Regions from separate parts of the Mus musculus genome. Here region 1 is linked to region 2. The links are chromatin loops, found by intact Hi-C in ENCODE. Cell type or tissue: gastrocnemius. All regions are shown on one strand.

The links. A loop is a pair of places that touch in the nucleus more often than their neighbours do. Peaks named below come from ENCODE experiments on the same cell type or tissue, not always from the same donor. Only the 100,000 strongest peaks of a DNase experiment are listed, where the experiment ranks them.
Region 1: a loop joins it to region 2, with 2.5 times the contacts of the local background. A loop is called at or near these places in 8 of 42 quality-filtered maps.

Annotation. Positions count from the first base shown.
Region 1 is chr16:44,741,913-44,744,412 of GRCm38, reverse strand. It overlaps Gtpbp8 (GTP-binding protein 8 (putative)), which reads left to right. Exons shown (of 6, transcript NM_025332.3): 3 at 545-675; 4 at 1,810-1,909. Among named protein-coding and RNA genes, the nearest start is that of Gtpbp8, 3.2 kb to the left of the region's middle. In gastrocnemius, a CTCF peak has its summit at 1,496 (motif pointing left); no DNase peak of the experiment used is centred here.
Region 2 is chr16:45,156,948-45,159,447 of GRCm38, reverse strand. It overlaps Slc35a5 (solute carrier family 35, member A5), which reads left to right and starts at 775. Exons shown (of 7, transcript NM_028756.4): 1 at 775-1,066; 2 at 1,802-1,987. The coding sequence starts at 1,822. It overlaps Atg3 (autophagy related 3), which reads right to left and starts at 619. Exons shown (of 12, transcript NM_026402.3): 1 at 277-619. The coding sequence starts at 348. In gastrocnemius, no CTCF peak of the experiment used is centred here; DNase peaks (open chromatin) are centred at 183, 648 and 1,149; H3K4me3 peaks cover 1,836 bases; H3K27ac peaks cover 1,782 bases.

The DNA.
Region 1 (2,500 bases), 420 kb after region 2:
TGTAATTGTGGGGTTGTACATTCTTTAAAAATTATTTATGAGGACACTAAACTGCACATGCAAAAACATCTTGGTTTACAGAAACACTAGTCTGCAGAGGATGAATGTCAGACTTCGGATCTGGGTGTTATAAGAATCTTTGTGATAGAATAAATGTTTGATCAGCACTTTTAAGTTATTCCTCTGTATACATTGCTCATCAGAGAATTGGCTGATGGCAAACACAGCCTTAATCTGGGTGGTTTTCACAGACAGCAAAATAGGAAAGATCCTAAAATATTTTGTCTGTGTATTTCTAATATGAAATGTAAAGTTTTTAAGCTAAGCATATTTTTTGAAAAATTGAAAAGATTTAATTATGATTTAATCATTGGTGGCTACTTCTCTCCACCTTTTTTCCCCCTTGTATTTACAGTAGTTCAGAATATATACTTCAACTTTTAATAAGTATTTGTTGATTGAATACTTAGGTTCATGAACATTTCTAGGCATGAAATAAAGGATATATTTTAAGCCAGCTTTTTTTTTCCATTTACTCTATCAGGGGCACACAAAGAAAATGAATTTTTTCAAAGTTGGAAAACATTTTACATTGGTGGACATGCCAGGGTATGGCTATAGAGCACCCGAAGACTTCGTTGACATGGTAGAGACTTACCTAAAGGAACGAAATAAGTAAGGACATTCTTTTTCTTACCATTGTTAGACATTTGACCCCAAAGCACCTTAAAAGGTCAAGGTGATTCTAACATGACAGACACTGCAGATACTAAACGCCTTACTTGTAGGTGCGCTTCATCCTTGTATAACTCTAGAATATTGAGAACCAGGGTATACACTGCCTTTTTAGCTTCTGCCTAGCTCAACGGAGTCTTAACTTCATTTATTTTATCAAGCTGAAACTATAAATAGTATTCCACAGCTAGTTCATCCATTTTTTTTTTTAAAAAAAAAACAAGCTCTTAGCTGGCTAATTTGGAAAATGAAAATTGTTAGCTAATTGATTTAAATAAAATTCAGTAAACTCTGTCCATTCAATCATCACAGACTCTGAAAAATGTTATATATATTCTTTGGTCTCCATACATAATCAAGCAATAACATGTTTCAAAAACACACAACCTAGAGGAAAATAATGTTAGGCTTCTGAAGTGTAAAAAAGTAATCATAAAAAAAGGACTAGGGATATAGCTCAGTAATAGAGTACTTGCCTAACTTGTTAAAAAGCTCTGGATTTGAACTCAGCATCACTAATTTGAAAAACTATATATGTAATATATAAAAATATGTGTGTCTATATAAACATTTTATTTACAGCTTTACATATAAATGATGCAAAATTAAACTAATATTAAAAATTATAATAATTTGGGCCAGAAAGATGGCTCAGCAGATAAGAGTGCTGACTGCTCTTCTAGAGGTCTTGAGTTCAATTACCAGCAACCATATGGTGGCTCACAAATATGTGTAATGGGATCTGATGCCCTCTTCTGGTATGTCTGAAGACAGCTACAGTGTACTCATATAAACAAAATAAACAAATCTTTAAAAAAATATAATAATTTGATATTGTCTCCTTTTTCCATTAGATATTGTAAGGTCTTACAGGAGGAGGTCTCATTTATACTTGTGTCAAGTCTCGGTTTAATATGTTCTTATTGAAATAAACTGGTATTTGACAAATTTAGTTATTGGAGTACAGCAACTGCATTGAGTCCTACTAGACTACAGGATGAAGTTCCTAGTATGAGAGAGACAGATGAATGACTATATCCTGCATTGCCATTAACTTTCTTTCTATTCTTACAGTTTGAAGAGGACATTTTTATTAGTGGATAGTGTTGTTGGAATTACAAAATTAGACAATATTGCCATAGAAATGTGTGAAGAATTTGCATTGCCTTATGTGGTAAGTGCTTCCTTAGACTCATGGTGGGAGTTAGAAATCAGTTTAATATGCATTTGAATATGCAAATATGCTTGTTAGTAATAAGCAGGTATTTCCTCAGAAGGTAACAGAGTGGCTGGGGCGATGGGCCCATGGGTAAGAATGCTTGCTACACAGCATGAGGCCATAAGTTCTAATCCATAGCACCCACATAAAGAGCTGTGTGACTGTGTATATGCCTGTCACCCCAGTGTTATAGATGCTGGAGACAAGAAGACCACTCGGCTTGCTGGCTACCAACTTAGCTCCAGGTTCAGTGAGGGGCCCAGGCTCAAAGGAAAAAGCCAAGTGATAGAATAGACACACGTCCTCCTCTGGCCTCCACAGGCTGACACATGTACGTGTACACACAAGCGCACTTATACACACAAGCATACATCACACACATATAAGTTCTGTGACATTTTCATATTTGCTTCCTTTCAGTTTTAAGCTTTTAAATGTATGGAGTGTGTGTATGTACATGTGCATCTGCATATGCCACATGTGTGGGAAACCTGTGAAGGCCAGGAGAGGGAGCAGGTTTCTCTGAAGCTAGAGTTACAGGAGGTT
Region 2 (2,500 bases):
TATTTAAAAGACTATGGATGTCAGAACGTTCGTACCTCTGCTCCGCACCACCTAGCCGTGCACTCCAAGGCGGCACTGATCAGTGGAGACAGCAGGCACCCAGTTTCACTCTAGTGGAAGCGGGGAAGCCAGCAAGCCTTGGGACTGGCCCAGGAGCCCAAGGCAAGAGGCAGCACCCGGCCGCGCGACTCGCCCCTCCACCTTCTACACCCCGTCCACGCTGGGGACCGGGACTTGGGCAACCAGGGCAGAGCAAGCCAGACCCTCCCCGCTTACCTTGAGGACCGGGGTCAGGTACTCGGCCACTTCCAGAGCCTTTCCCTTCACCGTGTTGATCACATTCTGCATCCTGGGGCTGGAGCAGCGATAGGGCACGGAGGGACTGTCGCAATCCGGGCCACAGGGGAGTCAAAAACTGCCCCGGACGTGCCCGACTGGCATCGAACCTCGCAGCGGCACCGGCCCGGCCGGGGGGGAGGGGCGGCGACACGCGGAGGCCCGGCCCAGCTGTCACCTGGCCGCCACCGCAGAGGGCCCAAGCCGGCTGAGCGAGAGGCGGGTGCGCGCGCAGCCCCCGGCCTTCTCCAAGCTGTCTCTCTTCCCCGGAGCTCCACTGAACACCCCTTCCGGCTTCCCCTTCCTCTTCTCACACTCTCCCAACAGCCCCGCCGCCACCTAAGGCCTCACGTGACTCGACTCTCCCAGGACACGTGACAAAAGGAGGCCCGCGGGGGCGGGACCGGCCGGCCTCTGCTCCCTCCGGCCCGCCCCCCGGAAGCGCTGGAATGAGCGCGCCTGCGCAATGGCCGCTCAGGCTGCTCTTCCCTAGCGGGCGGCTCTTAGCTTTGTATTCCAGCCCTGGAAGGCAGCGTGAGAAGGGTTGATTTTTATTGTTTTTTGTTTGTTTTTGTTTTTGTTTTTTGTTTTTTGTCGCCTTTGCTCCCGGCTCATAGTTTCCCCACCAATGGGCCTTCAAAACCTACTGCTGCTACTACGAACTTAGGCAGTCACTATGTCGGCTCTATGATGTCCGTTCTTGCACTAGAACCTTCCCTGAGCGACTGAGGTAACCGCGCCCTCGCGGGCTGAGTGTTGTGGCTCGAGCGTGTTAAGGGGCTTGGGAGCCGCCCGCGATTCCTATTGCGCATGTGTGGGAGGGTTTCCCTGACAGTGAGGGAAACCTGGTGGAGGTGGGAGGAGTGCTGACCCATTGGCCTTCTGTCCATTGGCTTGTGCCCACCTGCTCTCTGATTTGGGCCTGTGTCTGCGGCCCTTGACGGCTCTATGTTCCCATCCTACCTGTGCGCGTTGGGCAAGTATTTACCCTGCCTGGAGTTTCGTGACCATCTGTCGTGAAAGACCGACCAGTTAGGCTCACTGACCCAAGATGAGCCTTCTGGTCCCATCCTGGTTCACTTAAGAGTCATTAGCTGTGATTCAACTATTTGCACTGAGGTCGCTTCTGTAAAAGAATCGTTCCCAGTGAGCTCTTTTTCTGCTCTGAAAGGAAAGGCCATTCCAAAATTCATTCCTTGTGGACCAAAGTTAATACGAATAAACTGCTTTTCTGCAGTCCCAAACTGTCAGTTACACATTTCCTAACTTATTTCCAATCTGGCCATCCCCTCTCTGTCTTGAGACTTGCCTCTCCTATCAGATGTTGGCAGTATGGTTTGTTTCCTTTAAGTCCTCTCTGTTGTCCTCGGCTGTCTTCCGTCTGCTGTAGTTGTGGCCAGACTTCTACAGGTTTCCTTTTCTATTCTTCACAGTCTTCAGTCTTTGCATTGTGTTTAATCCTTAGGTCTGCCGACGGGGCTGCTCATGAAAGTGATCTTCTTAAGGCAATTAAAAACCCGTGGAATGGAAAGAAAATGCTCCAGGCGCCCTGGGTTAGGCCCACCAACGCTGTACACATTCCTGCTAGGCATTATATTCATTACTCTAAGTTCAAGTCGAATCTTACTGGTAAAATACTCTGCCAATGAAGGTGAGTTAAAATGGAAATGTGTATGGGGTGCTTTTAATCATTTGCCTGGTGTTCTTATGAATAAATTATACGTGATGCCTTTTAAAGTACTATGCTTTGTGTCCATGATAAAGTGTATTGAAAATTTAAACTTTAACCTTGTGTGTTCCTTGGCAACATTTTTTTAACCCTGGATGAAATTTGGATCATTTAAGTGCAAGGTAAAGCACAGTGTATCTAACATCTGATTATACCCAGATGCCCAACAAGTGTTTCTGGATTTCTAGTAAAACATACAACTATAGCTTATTTGGAAATACAATATATTTGTTTAGTTATCTAGTTGGGCTCCTACTTGTGAATGTAAGTCTCGACTTCAGTTAATATCATGCCCTAGGCTCTGTTTTAATAGCATATTAGTTTCTTTCCTCATTGCTCTGACAAAATACTTGCCCAAAGCAGGTTAAGGAAAGGGTTTCTTTGTGCTCACTATCTGAGCGTAGGGTTCACCAAGCAAAGAGGTCATGGTAGCGG